Regions from separate parts of the Homo sapiens genome. Here region 1 is linked to region 2. A link is an interaction called in ENCODE POLR2A ChIA-PET data of the cell type or tissue named here. Cell type or tissue: A673. All regions are shown on one strand. Each heading gives the region's core, and the rest is flanking DNA. Links, peaks and the distances in the headings are about the cores only.

What was found. Peaks named below come from ENCODE experiments on the same cell type or tissue, not always from the same donor. Only the 100,000 strongest peaks of a DNase experiment are listed, where the experiment ranks them.
Region 1: POLR2A ChIA-PET joins it to region 2 with 10 read pairs; 2 of 35 experiments call an interaction of 5 or more read pairs at or near these places.

What each region holds. Positions count from the first base shown.
Region 1 is chr1:212,228,682-212,238,995 of GRCh38, forward strand. It overlaps LINC02608 (long intergenic non-protein coding RNA 2608), which reads right to left. Exons shown (of 4, transcript NR_125984.1): 2 at 10,226-10,295; 3 at 1,522-1,578. Among named protein-coding and RNA genes, the nearest start is that of LINC02608, 51 kb to the right of the region's middle. In A673, for the core only: no CTCF peak of the experiment used is centred there; a DNase peak (open chromatin) is centred at 6,150.
Region 2 is chr1:212,415,781-212,426,094 of GRCh38, forward strand. No RefSeq gene overlaps it. Among named protein-coding and RNA genes, the nearest start is that of PACC1, 6.1 kb to the left of the region's middle. In A673, for the core only: no CTCF peak of the experiment used is centred there; no DNase peak of the experiment used is centred there.

The DNA.
Region 1 (10,314 bases), core at 4,760-7,259, 190 kb before region 2:
TCTATTCAAAGTACACAGGCCATTTAATTATTAATCGGAGCAAAACATTATTAGGGAAGTTAAACTGTTGAGTAGGTGTGTGTGTGTAAACATGTGGATACTTTCTTGATTATCTAGCTGTTTTGTTTTGCCTTTTGCCTTTCTGGGTTCCTGCCCCTCTCCATTTGTGGTGATACCTGTAAGGTGATTATGCCACTGAATTCCTAAGAGCTTTTTGGTCCCTCTCTCATTCTCCTTGGATGTGTGTGGAAATGTTTGTCAGCAGGGGCGGACCGGGGAGGGTTCATGTACACAAGAAGTGACTGACCTTGGCCGCTGAGTGGAGTGTGTATTTGTGACGAGGAAAGGGTTCAGTGTTTGTGTTTGGTGATGGTTTTATGTCCTGCTGTCATTAGAGAGGACTTTATAGGGGTTTCTGATGACCTAGGGCTCCAGGAATCATCATGATTATTTAGACAATGATTTTAATGGGCCCATATAAACTTATTCTGTTTTTATACTAGTAACAGAGAAGAAGATGTTGGAAGATTAAATATAGAGAAGGATGGGCTTTAGCGTCACTGTTCAGGGACATTGGGAATTATTCTACAGAATTCGATCCAGCCTATTCTCATTATTTCCTTCTTCTTATGACTTTCATTCTTTCCTTACCTTCCTCCTTTTCCCTTTCTTCTTCTTCTTTTTTTTTTTTTTGAAACGGAGTCTCTCTCTGCCGCCCAGGCTGGAGTGCAGTGGTGCAATCTCAGCTCACTGCAAGCTCTGCCTCCCAGGTTCACGGCATTCTCCTGCCTCAGCCTCCCAACTGGCTGGGACTACAGGCGCCCGCCACCATGTCCAGCTATTTTTTTGTATTTTTAGTAGAGACAGGGTTTCACTGCCTTAGCCAGGATGGTCTCGATCTCCTGACCTTGTGATCCACCTATCTCGGCCTCCCAAAGTGCTGGGATTACAGGCGTGAGCCACTGCGCCCGCCCTCTTCTTTTTTTCTTCCTTGCTTTCTTTCTTTTCCCTCCTCCCTTCCTCTCCCCACCTTTATTTATTTCTTTCAACATGTACTGCCTGCTTACTATATATTAGTCACAGTCTAAATGCTGGAGATGCAGAGATGAATAACACATGGCCCCAGCCCTCCTGGAACTCAGTTTAGCGTGGGAGGCAGATGGAGGCACAGATCATTCCAGTACAGTGGTTAACGATAGAGATAAGTACAGGGTGAGCTCAATGTAGGGGTCCCTAATCCAGCTTGGCTTGGGAGAGAAGGCAGGAAGCTTCCTGGAAGAGATGATGGCAGATTGATTGGGAGTGGCTGAAAAAGGAGCAGGGCTCAAGGCCTTTACCTGGCAGGCCAGGTCATTCACATGGTTTATGAGCACTGGATAAAGGGAATGGGATGAAGGGCTTTGGGGGTATGGGTCTTCCATGAGATATGACACCAGATTTTGATGTCACTGCATATGGTTAGGACCACAGGGGCAGGGCAGAAATGATGTCTACTACTGTGGGACAGTACTAGTGACTTACCTCTGAAATCTGGGGACATTCCAAGGTATCTGCTCAGATGGTTGATCCTGGGGAATCCTGGAAGAAATGAAAGCTGAAATGAAAGATCACTCTTGAAGGCCAGTACATGACATATATGTACTCAGGGGTGAAGAGTCATGTAAGGGGAAATGGGCAGTGGGTAGTCAAGGTGTGAATGAAGATCACTGCTCAATAGAGTGGGGCGGTGAGGCTTGGGGAGGTGGAGGAGGACTCTTGGCTTCTCTAAAAAAAAAAAAAAGGCCTAACTTGTGCTGCAAGTTTTACTGGATGCCCAGGACTCTGGAGGAGTTTTTGCGCCAGTAGACAGGCAAGTGGCCACAACAGTTCTTATGCCCCACAAGGGCAGAGCCTTACATTGGCAGCTCCCTGAGTTACTTGAAGCAGGAGACCTTTTGTAACCTCAAGAAGACAAGAGGAATTCTGTTGAGGGAAGCTTAATCCCTGCTCCTTGGAGATCTCGGCATGATAGTAGAAAGAGCACATATGAGCTAGGAAAACATAAGTATCACATCTGATGATACCAACTGCAACAATAGTAATAGCCACTGTGTATCTAGTCTCTACCCTGTGGCAGGGCTTTTCATGTATTACTTAACCCTCATAACTACATAATAATATATAATGATAGAAGGTACTGTCATTCCCTCCATTTTATAGATGGGGAAATCAAAGTTTGGAAAGGTCACAGGTAGGAAGTCATAGAGTCACATTTGAACCCAGGTCATTCTAACTCTAGAGCCTCTGATCTCAACTGCTGTCCTTACTGTGAATAAATATTCAGTGCAGCTTCTCTTTGACTTGACCATAGGACCACAGCCCACCTGAAATGGTAGAATAGAGAGACCCTAGAGACTGATGAACTGCATTTCTACAGCACTACTAGTTATTATGAAGATGGATAATCTAAAATTTTCTATTTCTCTAACATGTAGTCTTAGGGCACTCAATATTAGTATTAGCCAAGAACATATGATTTGAGGGGAAAAATATGGATTAGAAAACAATCGCTCTGAAGTCTACTACTTTGGTAGTTGTTATGGAATGAATGTTTGTGTCCCTCCAAAGTTCATAAGTTCAAGTCCTAATCCCCAACCTGGTGGTACTATTAATAGATGAGGTCCTGAGGGCAGAGCCCCATGATTGGATTAGTGCCCTTATAAGAACAGGAAGACAGACAGACTAGAGCTTTCTTTCTTGCTCTCTCTCCATGGGTACACACCAAGGAAAGTCCATGCAAGGACATAGCAAGAAGGCAGCCATCTGCAAGCCAGGAAGAGAGCCCTCACCAAGAATCACATCTGCTGGTACTTTGATCTTGGACTGTAAGACACCTCCAGAACTGTGAGAAAATTGACATCCGTTGTTTGAGCCACCCAGTCTATGGTATTGTGTTACAGCAGCCAGAGTTGACTAAGGCAGTAGTAGTTAATATCAGCAGCTGGGTGAACACACTCTCTGTGTGTGTGTCTGTGAACTAGATCCTCTTAGTCAAAAGGGTTGTTGACTGTGTCTTGAGACCCCTCACTCTCTATATTAGTTTTGGGTGTTCTTTTTCTCATTGGTATTTATGAATAATTTATGCAAAAATGAGTTTTTAAAAACCTTCGGAAAAAAATATATTAGTTGGTTTATGATTCTTCAACAGATCAGAAATTGGGCACTCCCTGTCACCTGTGGCCCCCAGGGAGGCATGCAGATAGCTTTTACAAGTGAGAGGAGAGCTAGGATCTGCAGAGACCACTGGACTGCCTGCCTCCCTCCTTGCTCTGGGAGTCCTCCATGGTTCTGAGGGAGGCACAGATAATCTCTACAAGCTGTCTGGGCTCCCAGGTATTTGCTACAGAAGGTCTCGTGTGTTCAGAGGACCTAAAGCTACGGTACCCTTGAGGATGAGGAGAAAGGTGTACTTTCTCCCCTGTACAGAAGGCATGTGGAGAGCTGTGGCTTGGGAGGAGAATACCAGTGTGCCTCCCACTTCCTTAGCAGCCGGGCCTCCCTCCCCAGAGGGGCTGCACCACTTCTCAACTAGTGGCAGCTCATGAAATCCTCAAGTAGGAAGTGTATTAGTCAGGGTTCTCTAGAGGGACAGAACTAATAGGATGGATTTATATATAAAGGGGAATTTATTAAGAGGATTGACTCACACGATCACAAGATGAGGTCCCATAATAGGCTGGCTGCAAGCTGAGGAGCAAGGAGCAAGTCTGAGTCCCCAAGCTGAATAACCTGGAGTCTGATATTTGAGGGCAGGAAGCAACCAGCATGGGAGGAAGATGTAGGCTGGGAGGCTAAACCAGTCTAGTCTTTTCACGTTCTTCTGCCTGCTTTTATTCTGGCCGCACTGGCAGCTGATTAGACTGTGCCAACCCAGACTGAGGGTGGGTCTGCCTTTCCCAGTCCACTGACTCAAATGTTAATCTCCTTTGGCAACACCCTCACAGACACACCCAGGAACAACACTTTGCATCCTTCAATCCAATCAAGTTGGCACTCAATATTAACCATCACAGGAGGAATCTGCAAAGGTCATTTAGCCCAGCGCTTCTTAGTCCATAAGGTTCAAGCATTTTACCTGGGAACTTTGTTAGGGAGGAGATTTTTTTTTTGAGATGGAGTCTCGCTCTGTCACCCAGGCTGGACTGCAGTGGCATGATCTTGGCTCACTGCAAGCTCCACCTCCTGGGTTCACACCATTCTCCTGCCTCAGCCTCCTGAGTAGCTGGGACTACAGGTGCCTGCCACCACGCCCAGCTATTTTTTTTTTGTATTTTTTAGTAGAGATGGGGTTTCACCATGTTAGCCAGGATGGTCTTGATCTCCTGACCTCATGATCTGCCCGCCTCGGCCTCCAAAAGTGCTGGGATTACAGGTGTGAGCCACTGCGCCCGGCTGAGAGGAGATTCTTATTCAGGAGGTCAGGGTGGGGCCTCAGCGTCTTTAACAAGCTCCCAGGTGATGCTGCTGCTGCTGATCTGGGGACCACACTTTGAAGAGCAAGAATTTACTCTATGTCAAGGTAGGCTACATTTCAGTGACCATCACAGTCAAGTGAATGTCCATCCTGATACAGAGAAGCAAATTCTCTTCTTCAACAGCTTTCTTACCTTGTAGAAGCTCTTACTCAGCAAGCACAAATCCCTTTAGTTTCATGCCCATTTTTTCAAGTTCTTCTCTCAGCAGAGATGGAGATGCAAAGTAGCCCTCTCCCATATCATAATCCTTAGTTATTTAAAGACTACTAAGTCAGATCTATTTTTAAAAGCACCACTTCTCTCTCTGTTCTTATGCCTGTGTTACCCAGGTTGGTTAGTAGGAATGAAACTCCTGGGGCACTCTTGGCTGAGGACTTGGCACTGGAAACATTCATGATCTGCTTATGCAGCTGGAATCTCCTCACATGCCCATATACTATTCTTTCTCAGTTCTCTACAGTAAAGGAATGGCAAAGTTATAAAAGTCAAAATCTGAAGAGGAGTGAAAACCTCCACTTAACCTTTAGTATCATCACTCCTCTTCTCAGAACTCGATCAAGATGTTATTCACAGGTAACAGTGACCTGGTTTGGATTTTCTCTTTCCTCCCTGGCTCTACATGTCTCATGGTCAAAAGAACTTGGAAGCAAAGACTTAGCCATCTACCATGGCCAAGCAAAGGAACCTGCATAACCCCCAATAGGCCTGGGCACAGTGGCTCACGCCTGTAATCGCAGCACTTTGGGAGACCGAGGCGGGCAGATCACGAGGTCAGGAGATCAAGACCATCCTGGCTAACACAGTGAAACCCCATCTGTACTAAAAAATACAAAAAAATTAGACAGGCATGTTGACGGGTGCCTGTAGTCCCAGCTACTCGGGAGGCTGAGGCAGGAGAATGGCATGAACCCGGGAGGCGGAGCTTGCAGTGAGCTGAGATCACGGAGCCAGACTCCGTCTCAAAAAAAAAAAAAATTAATAACCCCCAACCTGAATGAGAGTCCACAGGTTGGATCTGAAGTACCCAATAGTCCGTGTTCGAGGGTTCTATCCCCCTGAGCTCTCTGCTTTCTTTCTGCCCCAGAAAGGACTGCTGTCAGGTCTTTGCACGTTTGTGTGACTTTAAGTCAACATGTTTCCTCTCTCCAGGACACTTGTATTTTAAAACCTTTCTCTCCAGTATGGAATGAAATTTGTCCTTTGTTAAAGAAGCTAATGGTCCCAGGTGACAGGTTATTTTATGTATTATACCTGCCTAGGATGGCACAGTAGACATTGCCTACTAGAAAGAAGGTACTGCCACTTACAGGTTCACAGTGATATCCGGGGTGGAAGGGAGGACTCTTCCAGGAGAAAGCAAGGCATCCAGGAGGAGACCACCAAGAGGGCCTGTGTCCTTTGCAGGTTTCTGGGGGTGCAGAGTTATTCAGAAGTCTGCTGTTACCCTGACCCCATCCTCAGCAGAACTTCCTCCATCATTTCAGAAGGTAAAATGAGGCAACTAGAGCAAAGGATGAGATGGCAACTTCTGTTTTGCTTTTTTTTTTTTTTTTTTTTTTTCTGACAGGCAGTGTGTAGGGAGCTCTGTATGGGGAGTATGACTCACCAGTATTGGTCATGACTCTGGGCCCAGGATTCACAAGTGTTCCAAAATTAGCAACTGGCCGTGGTGTACACCCACAGAGCAGTTAGACATTTCCCATTGAAAACACTCAATGGGAAAGCTACAAGGATAAAGGGAAGGTTAAAAGAGCTGTAGATTATTACAGCTCTTCTAGTTAGCCTACGGAATATCTTCCTCTCTGCTTGTCCATTTATATTTCTCATTCTCTTTCTGGAGAACACATTCCTCTTTGCTTCAGCATTTAGTACTTGTTCATTCATCCATTTAGGAATTTTTTTTAATTGAACATCTTCCCTGTGTCTAGCACCGTTCTGGGTGTGAGGGAGGCATCAGAAATAAAGCAGTCCTTAGTCTCCTGGAGTTCATGGTTCAGTGGGCCAACCTTGGGCAAGTGACCTAATCTCTTAAAATTTCCTCATTTGTGAAATAGGCATAATAGGCCAGGAGCGGTGGCTCACGCCTGTAATCTCAGCACTTTGGGAGGCCAAGGCAGGTGGATCACCTGAGCTCAGGAGTTCGAGACTAGCCTGGCCAACATGGTGAAACCCTGTCTCTACGAAAAATACAAAAATTAGCCAGATGTGGTGGCACGCACCTGTTAATCCCAGCTACTTGGGAGGCTGAGGCAGGAGACTTGCTTGAACCCGGGAGGCAGAGGTTGCAGTGAGCCGAGATTGAGCCATTGTACTCCAGCTTGGGCAACAAGAGCAAAACTCTGTCTCAAAAAAAAAAAAAAAAAAAAAGAAAGAAAGAACGAAAAAAAAGAAATAGACATAATAATGTACCTGATTCATTGTATATATACAATGTATATATAGCACTCATCAGAGTGCCTGATGCTTAGCCGACATTTAATCAATGTAAGTTGTTAGCTTCTGTTGAGAAACTGGTGTGGGACTAAGATGATTGTTGTCCTGATTTGCCTGTTGGTGTCATAGTCAGATCTTCACCCTGGGAACTTAGGGCCTCAACAGTACCATGGCTGGGAACTTAGCTACAGTGGGGAGGGACCCAGAGATGCTGAGCTTAGTATATGCCTCCACTCCATTGGTCAAACTCGCTCAATCTAAAAGGAGCTGGGTAATCAGTGAGTGCTTGGTGGTGGTAATAAAGAATCTGTCTACGGTGTAATTCAATTTTGTAGTCGTTATCTTTTCCATTTTAGTGTAGGGACCCACCCAATCAGACAGCTGCACAATGAAAATAAAGGCTGGGAATGCCAGGGTGTGTCACTGGTTGTAGTCCCACGCTAGCAAGGGGAAAGTCAGGTTGCAAAACCAGCGCTGCCTGCCTTCAGTGGAGAAACCATGTAACCTCCCAGGCCTGCAGCTTCCCTAGGCCTCAGTTCCTTCCCTGGGCATCCTCCTTGGTGAGGTTTCTGGATCCCTGCAGGCACTGGTAGTTTTTGGTTTGGGTGCTCATATAAAACTCCTTACAAGTCTGTTAACACAATCTTATCTTACTGTCATTATTTGCATGTTAGTTCCTTAATAGGTCCTATTTCTTTCTGTCTTCCTGATGACCCTTCCAAGAGCTCCTTTAGGTTTGGAAAAGGCAGAGTAGATCCTCTGGCCTTCCCCAATGAGGACCTGGGTGGGTGGTGGTGGTAGTAGGGGGTCGGTAGACAAAGCCATCTTTAAGGAGGTGCCTTCTGCATCACCCTCCATTGTGAGATTCCAGGCAGGTGCCTTAAAATAGCTCTGCCACTAGCTGATCACTCAATCCCATTTACAAGGGCAAACCTTCTTCTGTCAGGGAGAAAAGGTTTAAACATACAGAGGGAGGTAACTGTTGCAGTAAGTAGCCTTAAAGCAAGCAGAGGGGCGCTAAATCATCTCTAAACTTCCAGGTCTATGATTCTAAGATCTTAATTATCCTAACTGGGAAGGAGAGAAGAAAAGAAAAAAAAAATAGGTGGCTTAGAAAGTGAGCAGAGAGTGTAAAGCTTGGAGATTTTTCTATTTGAGATTTGGCTGCATTTAGAGCCAGTTTTTAAGCATTGCCAGGTTCACCTTTGTAAAAGGCGTTTAGAAATCTGCCACTATCAGATTTAAATCAATCTGGCTAATTGGTGTGATTGGAAAGTTGCAGTGGGGCAAGTAATCAGATTGGTTCCGGAGCCTCCACCCTTTGCTGTGCCTGGGTGCTACCTCCTGCAGGGTAGCATATTCCCAATTTTTGTGGTTTTGCAGTGGCCTCCTTTCCTAAGCCCACTAAGCATTTTCCTGTTCTTTTGCAAGGTCTTCTTTTTGTGTCAGGGTGTGGTGGAGCCACACAGGACTGGCATGATATTCACCACTTGTTACTTATGGAACTTGAACATATTTAACCTCTCTGACCATCAGTTTTCTCATCTGTAAAATGAGACCACATTAACGTAGCTTATAGACTTACTATGAGAATTAAATGTATACATGTGTAGATGATCATATTAGACTTTAATTGAAAAGCTTTCCAGTAGGTGTCTTAGTCTGCTTTCTGTTGCAATAACTAAATCCCTGAGACTAGGTACTTTTTTTTTTAAAGGAATTTATTTGGCTGGGCGCAGTGGCTCACGCCTGTAATCCCAGCACTTTGGGAGGCCGAGGTAGGCGGATCACGAGGTCAGGAGATCAAGACCATCCTGGCTAACATGGTGAAACCCCATCTCTACTAAAAATACAAAAAATTAGCCGGGTGTGGTGGCAGGAGCTTGTAGTCCCAGCTACTTGGGAGGCTGAGGCAGAAAAAAGGAATTTATTTCTTACAGTTCTGGAGGCTGAGAAGTCCAGGGACAAAGGATTCCATCTAGTCGGGGCCTTCCTCTTATGGGGACCCTCTGCAGAGTCCCAAGGCAGCTTGGGACATCACATGGTGAGGGGGCTCATGAGAGAGAACCAACCTGGCTTTTTATAACAGACACACTCTTGTGATAACTAACCCACTCACACAATGATAACCTATTATCCATTAACCCAGGAATGGACTAGTCAATCCAATCATGAGGGCAGAGCCCTCATGACTCAGTCACCTCTGAAAGGCCCCACCTCCTGATACTGTTTCACTGGAGAGTGAGTTTCAACATGAGTTTCAAAGGGGACAGTTTCAAATTATAACAGTAGAATTATGTGCATGTCCAGGTGTGCCATTTAGTAGCTGTGAGACCTTAAACAAATTACTGTGCCTCAGTTTTTTTATCTGTAAAATAGAGATAATAATACTACCTACTTCAATGGTTTTTGGTAATGATTAAATGAGTTAATATGTGTAAAATGCTTGGCATAGTAATTGGCAGATGGTGTGTACTATGTTTTAGCTTTTAATATTATTATTATGCATATTATTATGCAACACACCCAGTCTAATACCTGGCACAGAGGAATGTTAAAAAAAAAAAAAAAAGTTTGAATCCCTGTGCTCTGACACCTTTAGCTCCAAACTTGCTGCTGCTACTCAGGATCTCCTTCCTCTCTAGTTGTCCTGTTTAGCTGAGCCTCTCTCCAGCTTATGTGAAACCGTGTCTTGGTAGCTGCTGGGCAATTAGGCATTCAAGGCCCATGTTTGGTGGCCTAGGTAGGCCAGCAGGCAAGTTCAGGAGGGACTGAATCGGTGAGAAGGACCAACAACTTTCACTGACCTCATGACTTCATTCCCTTTATTTGGGGTTCTAGCCTCAGGACACACCAGAGAGGGAAGCCACGGCGTGTCCTTCAGGCCTTCTCAGGAAGCAGGCTTTCCTGAAGGAAGCAGTCCCTAAAACAGACTTGCACCTCTACATTTTGTCAGCCCTGGCACATGCTGTAGGAGGTTCTGGGTTAGCTTCGATGGGGATGTTTTTTCAAGCCTGCAAACTGCAATAGGTGACAACTTCCAGTCCCAAGAGTTTGGCTGGCTCTGCGTTGAACACAAAGCTTCCACTTGCTGCTGAGGGCTGCTGTGCTCTGCCTGCCTTCCAGGGAGAGTTACTTCTGGAAGGCTGTCATGGAGGGAGGAGAGCTAGGCTGCCGGGCCAGCTGCCCACTACACTGGTTCAAACTGGCTGTGCTGGCTCAACAAGGAAAAGACAATCTCACTAATCAGCAGAATCAATCACAGATTAGGAGCTTACCCTGCGAAGGCACAGTGGAGGGTAAAATGGAACAGAAAACAAAGCCCATGTCCTCAAGGAGTTCGCCAAGCTGGTGGAGGAGACGAAAA
Region 2 (10,314 bases), core at 3,899-6,398:
TGCTGCTCTGTGTCCCTTGCAGCTGCAGCTTGGTAACCCCTCCACTCAGGCCACTGGGAGCCTCTTCTCTCCTCAGTGATAAGCAGAATAGTGCCAGCCACATCAAAGAACCCTGGACCTCCTGGAGCATTAGCAATGGGAGGTCCCCATCACCTCTCCTGACCACTCACCCCTATCCTAGGCCCTCTGCTCTTAAATCTGTTATATGGGACAATATATATAGTGCCTAACACATTGTAGGCACTCGACAAATGTTTGTTAAATTTATGAATGGAACACTGATTCCAGCCATTTCATTTAACAGTTGCTTACCAAAACAAATTAACAATAGCAGACCACTAATTAAATTCCTTACTGTGTTAATACAATGGTACTTGATAGAACAAGTTCACACCATCATAGAATATTAGAGCTGGAAGGAACCAGAGAATTCTATTCCAACCCTGTCATTCCTCTCTAGTCTTTGTTGGTGTGACCAAACTGGAAAATTATGGGCTCCCACATTTGAAGGAGATACTGGCTAATAAAATATAAAATATGGCTTAACAAATACAATGTGCTGGGCACTGGGATACAGAAATGGATAAGATACCCTTGGGTCCTGGCTTTCGTGGCTCTTTCATGCAACTGTGGAGAGACAGATCATAAACATGTAAATAATGTTCTGTCCTTGCAGCCCCCAAGTCCTCTCTCCCATTCCTTCATGAGCACACACCAGTCAGGCTTTACTCCCCTCCACTCCACTGGAACAGTGCTTGTCAAGGTCACAAGTGACCTCAGTGTTGTCACATCAGATGGCCATTTTCCCATCCTCCTCTTTCTTGATTTATCAGCCACAGTGGACTTGGCTGATCCTCCCTCCTCCTTGATACGCGTTCCTCCCTGGCTTCCAGGACACCACACACTCCCGGCTTGCTCCTACCTCACTTTGAAGCCATCCTCACAGGGTTAACACGAATTCTGCACAGAAATAGAGTTATAATTAAGCATTAATCAGGCTGTAATTTGACCCACTTCCTTGTAGCCAAAAGTCATGTAGCACTAGATACTGACCATTTGCATCTCCACTGCTCCTACAGGTAGGATTTCTGACATTGGAATCATAAGGCTTTTGCTTAAGAATTGTTTAAGGCCAGGCCCAGTGGCTCACGCCTGTAATCCCAACTCTTTAGGAGGCCGAGGCGGGCGGATTGCCTGAGGTCAGGAGTTCGAGACCAGCCTGGCCAACATGGTAAAACTTCATCTTTACTAAAAATACAAAAATTAACCAGGCATGGTGGCGGGCACCTATAATCCCAGCCTCCCTAGCCTCCCTACTCAGGAGGCTGAGGCAGGAGAATCGCTTGAACCCGGGAGGCAGAGGTTGCAGTGAGCCAAGATCACACCATTGCACTCCAGCCTGGGCGACAATAGCAAAATTCTGTCTCAAAAAAAAAAATTGCTTAAAATGTTTTTCAGATCACAAATTCCAGTGAAACAGCTGACACCAACAAGTTTGAAGACACCAACAGAGGAATGGAATCAGCATGAGAATACAGCTGCTTCTCTCTCTGTCCAATGATTTCACCCTGTTCCCTTTGGCCAATCAGCAGTCTCCACACTTCAGCCTACTCCTTAAAAACCCTTAGAAAAGCCGCAAACTCCTTGAGAGAGGGTTTGAGGTTCCCCTCCATCTCCTCGATTGGAGGCCCTATTGGTAAGCCTCTTTTTCTACTGCAACTCCGTCTTGGCATATTGACTTGCTGCACACATCAGGCAACAGGCCTATTACAGTTACAGTTACTGCTCTTTCTCAGCCTCTCTGCTGACTTCTCCTCATCTCAGCTCTACAGGGCGGACTTTCCCAAAGCTAGGTTTGTTGTTGTTGTTTTGGTTTTTTTTAGATGGAGTCTCGCTCTGTCACCCAGGGTGGAGTGCAGTGCGGCAATCTTGGTTCACTGTAACCTCTGCCTCCCGGGCTCAAGTGATTCTCCTGCCTCAGCCTTCCAAATAGCTGGGATTACAGGTGCCTGCCACCATGCCTGGCTAAAATTTTCATATTTTTAGTAGAGACGGGGTTTCGTCATGTTGGCCAGGCTGGTCTCAATCTCCTGACCTCAAGTGATCTGTCTACCTCAGCCTCCCAAAGTGCTGGGGGAATTATAGGCGAGAACCACCACGCCCAGCCCCAAAGCTAGATTTTCCACCTCCTTTCTATTCACTCCGTAGGGGCTAGTGAAGTGGTCACCTCTAGCCTCATGGCTTGAATTATCATCTATACCCTAAAGATTCCTGCTATAATTGACTTGTGTTCCCCCAAAATATGTTGAGGACCTAGACCTCAGTACCTCAGAATGTGACCTTAGATGGAAATAGGGTCATTGCAGATGTAACTAGGATGAGGTCATATTGGAGTAAGGTGATCTCTCAGTCCAATATGACTCGTCCTTATAAAAAGGTGGAAGACATGGGCCAGGGTGGTAGGATGCTAATATATCTGGGGGATGTCAAGAGAGGCCTCCTGATGGCAGTTACTTTTGAGTTGAGACCTAAATGACAAGAAGGGACTAGCACATGATGGTCTGTGCGGGTACAGGCAGAAGGCACAGGTACAGTACACAGGCCCTAGGCTGAAGCCAAGCAGAAGGCAGTGTCAGTGGAGAGGACCACTAGGGGCATGTAGTGTAACCACCTGATGGGTTCTTCCTGCCTGCTGTATAGACAATATCAATTCACTGAGACCATGGCATTGCAGTAAAGAAAGAGTTTAACTGACTGAGGCCACAGGGAGACAGAGTTATTACACAAATCAATCTCCCCAAGCATTTGGGGGCCAGGGGTTTTCAAAGGTAGTTTGTGGGATAGGATAGGGGTGGGTGCTTGCTATTGATTGGTTGGGGTTGCAATCACAGGGGTGTGGGAAATGGTCCTCCAGTGCACTTAGTCACTGCTGGGTGGGGGCCACAGGAGTGATTGGTGGGTCCAGGTGGAGCCATCAGTGTCGGACATGCAAAAAACCCGAAAAGACATTTCAAAAAGCCAAGCTGAGGTTCTACGATAGTGACGTTATCTGCAGGAGTAATTGGGGAAGTTGCAATGTCTTGTGACCTCTAGAATAATGGCTGGCAATCATTTACATGTATACCTTAGCAGGAGGCATTTTCAGGAGTCAGGGCAAGGGAGAAGCCAGGGCTTTTTTTTCCCTGTTCTCTGCCTCTCACAGTTTCCCTTCCATGGCTCCAGCCCCTGATACAAAGGCTTTTTGTGGTCCTAGCTTCAGCCAGGTGACTCAGGCCCTTAGACTCTAATAAACACCACTGTTGCCTGGCGTGGTGGCTCACGCCTGTAATCCCAGCACTTTGGGAGGCTGAAGCGGGTGGATCACCTGAGGTCGGGAGTTTGAAGCCAGCCTGACCAACATGGAGAAACCCTGTCTCTACTAAAAATACAAAGAATTAGCCGGGCGTGGTGGCGCACACCTGTAATCCCAGCTACTCGGGAGGCTGAGGCAGGAGAATCACTTGAACCTGGGAGGTGGAGGTTGCAGTGAGCTGAGATTGTGCCACTGCACCCCAGCCTGGGCAACAAGAGCAAAACTTCATCTCAGAAAAGATACATAAAAATAAATAAACACCCCTGTTACCCTTCCATTGGCTGGAATGGTGACTTCCTGCTGTTGATACTCTTGGTTGCCTCAGGGTTATTGTCTCAGCTTCTTTCATCACCTGTGTAACTGGCTCCCTGTATTCAGCCATTCTGTTCTATCCAGAATGGTTTCTATTTTGGGAGAGAGAGCATCAGGATAAATAGCTAATGCATGTGGGGCTTAATACCTAGGTGATGGGTTGATAGATGCAGCAAACCACCATGGCACACGTTTACCTATGTAACAAACCTGAACATTCTGTACATGTATCCCAGAACTTAAAATAAAATAAAATTTTAAAGAAAAAGAATACTTTCCATTTTTCTTGCCGGTGACTAACGGATTCCAAGTGCTTTGGAAAAATATGTCTGGGTTCAAGTAGAAAATGACAATCAGAGGGGTGCCTGGAGAAATCCAAGGGCCTATAAGCATGTTATTCATGTATAGACTTATCCTCAGCATCTCAGGGAGGGGGGAGTTATATGGGATCAGTAGAAATTAGAAGGGTCTTTTGGCTTAAAGATGTTCCTTACAAACAGAACTGTAGAAAGAGAAAGGGCCCAAGCAGAGAGGCAGTACAAGGTATGATAGGGATGTTATCGTGACATGCATCAGGAAGGGGATGATATTCAATTCGGGGGTTTTCAAGGGCCTCCTCCATCCCCAGAGATCTTGTGACACAGTGTAATGTAGATACTGCACTTCGAGGTTTACAATTCCACTACCATTGTTAGTTTTAACACAGTCCTATGAAAGAGGCAGGCTGGCATGTTACTAATGTGGAAATTGAGATTCAGAGTAAAGTTAATGCACACAGATCCTGTTTAAGTCACTCTGCACTAGAAACCCATCCTGTTAAATAAGTAAAAGTATAAACATTTGGTATAGTCGCTGGGGGGAAGGATAGCCTGGTGGTTATGGCAGGCTGTAGGACACATGGCCTGTGCTTGACTTGGCTCTGTCACCTACTGTGAGAGCTACGTGAGGTACTTAAGGTCCCCTGACATAGTAATAGTTATGTCCCAGAGTTAAAGTGAGGATTAAAAGAGCTTATAAACATCAAAGTGCTGAAACCAGTACCTGGCATACAGTGAGCCCTTTTCTGGTCTCCTTTGCCAGTTCTACCAACCACCAAATGTTAGGAGCTCAGTCCCCTCTGTCCACATGCACTTCCCTTGGCGATCTCAGCCATTCCTGTGGCTTTACATACAACACCTATGCCAGTGAATTCCAAAATTTCTATCTCCAGCCCAGAACTCTCCCCTCATTCTAGACTTGTATATTTAATTGCCAATTTGATACCTTCAGTTAGATGTCTAACACACATCACAAACTGAACAAGCCCCAAATTGATCTTGATCTTCTCCTCCAAAACCTACTCCTATATCAATAAATGGCAATTCCATCTTTCTAGTTACTCAGGGCAACAACCTCCAACTCACCTCTGACTCCTCTCTGTTTCTTACATCCCAAGTCTCATCTGTCAGCAAATTCTATCAACCACATCTTCAAAACATATCCATAGTCAACCACTTCTCACCACATCCCCAGGCACCACCCTGGTCCAAGCAGCCATCATCTCCCACCTGGATTATTGCAGTAGCCTCCCGGCTTCAGCCAGAGTTATTCCATTAACATTTAAACTTATTCTGTCACAGGTGTCCTAACCAGAATGACTCCATCTTGAATAAAGGCCATATAAAGCCAAAAAAAAAAAAAAAAACTGCTGGGTGACTTTCTCAGGAAGTTAGGCACTCTTTATCACAAGATGTCTAGGGCTGAGGAAACAAGTTAATGGAAAAAGGCATTCTTAGTTTAAAAATGGGTTTTACTCTAATGATGCTATTAATAGTACACCCATAAATTCTCGCTGAAATCAATAGTTACACAAGAGAACATGAATACTAATATCCTGTCACAAGCTGATCACAGGACTTTATAATAAAGTACACTATTCTTAGCCCTAATATCCTATGTAAGCAAGCGTTACATTAAGGTAGAGGCATTCCTCCTCTTGCTTTCTGAGCATGCCCTACTCTGTAATAGAGTGGTTTCTAATAAACTATTTAAACTTTACTATACTCTGTGACTTGCCCTGAATTATCTCCCTGCAAGAGCCAAGAACCTGCTCTTGGGTTCTTGGATGAGACCCCTTTTCTGGTAACATTTTCCCATTGCATCTCCACTGGAACCTTAATGAGGTGAGACCCTCCAACCCAGAGGAAATACACTGTGCAGCACCAATTGGCCAACTTTGGGTAAGTAGTGGAATATATTTTTATAGTGGTAAAGGACGGGGTACTTGTCTAAAACTGGTTAGAGGTCCAACTAGGAAGGGTTGGAGGCCCTCCACATCCTCATAGCTGGATATGGATTCAGTGTGACGAGATATTAACCATTACTCCCTTTGGATTAGCCCTCCTTGCACTCTTGGCTGCTCGTTAAAGGCTGCTACTTGCCAGTTTCCTGATTGCTGTCTATGTTTTACTGCTGTGTTTTCCTGCTGTTTTTCACAGGCCTCACTTGACCAGTCCTGATATTTTTAACTTTTCACTTTCCTCATTTGCCTTCAGATTATCGGCTCTTCGCCTGTCTGCTCCGGCATCCTGTTAAGGTACATTGGGGATGAATGGTTCTGCAAGATTTACTTTCCCTATATGTAGCCCATTTACATGAATTATTTATTGCCTCCCCTTCTCTCAAAATTGAAACTTGGTACTTCCAATTTTTATTTATTTATTTATTTATTTATTTGGAGATGAAGTTTTGCTCTGTCGCCCAGGCTGGAGTGCAGTGGCGTGATCTCAGCTCTCTGCAACCTCCGTTCCCCAGGTTCGAGTGATTCTTATGCCTCAGCCTCCCGAGTAGCTGGGACTACGGGTGTGTGCCACCATGCCTGGCTAATTTTTGTATTTTTAGTAGAGACGGGGTTTCAGCATGTTGGTCAGGCCGGTCTTGAACTCCTGACCTCAAGTGATCCACCCACCTCGGCCTCCCAAAGTGCTGGGATACAGGCGTGAGCCACCGCGCCCAGCCAGTACTTACAAATTTTAAATGAAAAATTCCAGGGTGTATGATTGAGCCAGGCAGCAATTATGCCAGTCCCATGTAGACAAACAGCTATAGAATAGGGAATTGGAGATTTGTTTTTAGCAGTTCCTTTTCATCTGCTCACTAATCAAATGACTTTTACTTCTTGGTTACGGACAGCAAGACCATGTAAGTTTCACCCTGCTTGCCATCACTGTCCTGAGCCTGGACATTCCTTCCCGGGTCTGTGTCATTTCCCTTGCTTAATGAGACATTTCTTTGTCAAGTCCCCTATTGTGGTCTCTCTAGTGCAAATGGCCCAACTCATTATTTGGGTAATATGAATAGCTGAATTAAAGTGACCATGGGGGCTGGGTATAGTGGCTCACACCTGTAATCCTAGCACTTTGGGAGCCCAAAGCAGGAGGATCATTTGAGCTGAGGAGTTCAAGAGCAGCCTGGGCAACATAGCAAGACCCCGCCTCTATTTTTATTAAAAAAAAAAAAAGTGATCACAGGATCATTTTCCCTTGCTCATTTGGCTCTGAAAGCTCTTTCATCCTTTTTAGTGGAGCTTGGCCAGTGGCAGTACAACCTTATTCACAATGATCTCTATTTTCACCTTTACCTGCTCCCTTCATGGGTAACACAGCCTTAATCCTAAAAAGCTCACCACTAGGGTACATATTAGAGCATTGGGACCAATTTAAATTAGGTGGGCTTAAGAAAAAGAAATGTTTATTTTTATGTAATATTGTTTGGCCCTAATAGGGCCAAATAATAATGTTATTATTCCAAATAATAATAATGTTATTTGGAAAGTCAAGAAAAATGGCCACCTAATGGAACTACAGCCTTTAATAGTTATACTTCAACTTGATTTGTTTTGCAAGCAGGAGGGAAAATGGGGTGAAATACCATATGTTCAAACATTTCTATTGCTTAGTCAGGATAAAACTTTAAAACAAGCATGTGCATATTTAATGAAAATAAAAGAGGAAAACTAATTAGATATTCTAGATGATCTTTCAATGCAAGCCTTGGTCAGTTCCAATGCTTCAGGTGCATCTGCCCCTGTCCCTTCTAGCCCTTCTAGTAGTTCTGTTGAGACCTCTTCATCTCATCCTCCTTACCCGTCTAGCCCTATTTTACATCTACCTCCTTCTGAGATGCTTAGTCCTATTCTGTACCCGTTACTCCCTGAGGAACCCAGCCCCACCTGTATTACCCATAGTGGAGCCTCTTAGCAACTTTCAAAGGAAAATCTTTGCTTAGAGAAGTGGTAAATGGGGAACAGGGCACTATAAGGGTATGTGTCCCTTTTTCTATGTCTGATTTGGCATTATGCAAAGAAAAATTTGGTTGTTTCTCTGAAGACCTAGGAAAATTTATAGATGAGTTTGAGAAACTAACTCTGACATAATTTAACCTGGCAGGATTTGCATATTTTGTTATCCACCTGCTGTACAGTGGAAGAAAAACAGTGGATTTTGGAAATAGCTAGGACACATGCAGATGAAATGCTATCCCACAATTCTAATCATACTATCTACAGGGTTGGGGGTATTGCAGTTCCTGATCAAAATCGAGGATGGAATGATCAAAGGAATAGTGAAGACTGAGAAGAGAGATCACATGATCACTTGTTTATTAGAAGGGATAAACACATGTACGAAAAAACATGTTAATTATGATAACGTGAAGGAAGTTACCCAAGGTAAAGATGAGAATCTGGCTTTGTTTCAGGGACAATTGAGGCAATTAGGAAATACACTGATCCCACTTCAAAAGGACAAACCTGATTAGGGGTACATTGTATAATCCAGTCTGCCCTTGATATCCATTGGAAACTGCAAAAAAAGCAGCCTTGGTTCCCCAGACTACTATGAACCAGTTTTGGGACACGGCATTTATGGTTTTTAATAACAAGGACAAGACAGAGAAAGCAGAAAAACTTAAGACAGCTTCTCAAAAGGAACAGCTCTTAGCTGTGGCCTTAAGCTTGCCACACATATGGGGGTTGCCCTTACACTTCTCAGCCTTGGCAAGGGAAGCTAGAAGGCAGAAAGCCCCAATCTGGGCTTCCAGATCACCGCAACTTGAATATAAATTAATGTGCTTGCTGTAAGACAACTGGCCATTAGGAAGAGGCGCACCACTCACTCTCGGGTTTGCTCAGACATCCTTAGTTTAGGTGCTGAAGGCCAAGAGTGATGGGGCTCAAGACCTTCTGCCACAGCTCTCATTGGGCAACAAAACCATGTATCTGGAGGATCCTGGGGTAACCCTTGAAGTGGCAGGTAAGAATATTAATTTCCTTCTCTATACAGGGGCTGCTTGCTCTGTTTTGGCACATTATGAAGAGGCTTTATCATCCCGAGACTGTATGATCACAGGGATAAATGGACAAGCTCATAGGTGCTGTTTTAGCATCCTATAAGCTGCTCTTCTTTTTTTTTTTTTTCTTTTTTTGAGACAGAGTCTCATTCTGTCACCAGGCTGAAGTGCAGTGGCACGATCTCGTCTCATGGCTTTGTATGTTTTTCTTTTAATGCCTGAATGCCCTGCCTCTCTTTTGGGAAGAAATGTATTAATTCAGCTTCAAACTGTAGACTCTTTCAGAGATTACAAGGTGGATGAGGAATTGCTTTTACTTCTCTCCAAGACAATGGAGAAAAATTAATAGAGATTCAGCTAGCTTGCATGTTGTAGTAACCTCCCAAATAGATCCTATGGTTTGGAACATTTAAGTTCTGGGGAGGGCATTACATACCCCTCCAGTTTGTATTTAACTTAAACCAAACCTGGTGTCTCATATTCCCTGGAAAAGACAATACCCTCTGAGACCAGAGGCACAAAGAGGAATCCAGCCATTAATAAATAAGTTTCTGCAGTTTGGTTTGCTGAGACTCTGAGTCTCCCTGTAATACTCCAATCTTGTCAGTTAAAAAGACAAGTGGAGACTATAGATTTGTTCAAGACCTCCTGGTTGTCAATGAGGCTGTTGTTCTCATACATCCTATAGTATGCAATCCTTACAGGCTGTTAGCCCAGGTCCCTGGGGGTGCTAATTGGCTTACAATCTTAGATCTTAAGGAAGCCTTTTTCTGTATTTTGGTGCACCCTGATTCACAATCCATCTTTGCTTTTGAATGGACTGACCCACATAGTCATTTAGTTTCTCAATTAACTTGGACAGTTCTTCCCTAGGGGTTTGGAGATACCCCTCATTTATTTGGAAATGCGTTGGCTAAAGAATTTAAAATGTTATGATTGGATAAGGGCACCATTATTCAGTACTTAATGATCTGCTTATTGCTAGCCAACCAAAAGGGACTCAGACAATAACACCATTTCACTGTTAAATTTTCTGAGAACTAATGGGTATATAGAGTCTTGCTGTACAAGGCCTAGATTTCTTTTCTTTTTATTTTTTTGAGACAGGGTTTGGCTCTGTCGCCCAGGCTAGAGTGCAGTGGTGTGACCTCAGCTCAATGCAACCTCCATCTCCTGGGGTCAAACAGTCCTCCCACCTCAGCCTCCCAAGTAGCTGGGACCACAGGTGCACACCACTACACCCAGCTAATTAAAAAGAAAAAATTTTTTTAGAGACGGTTTTGCTGTGTTGCCCAGACTGGTCTTGAACTCCTGAGCTCAAT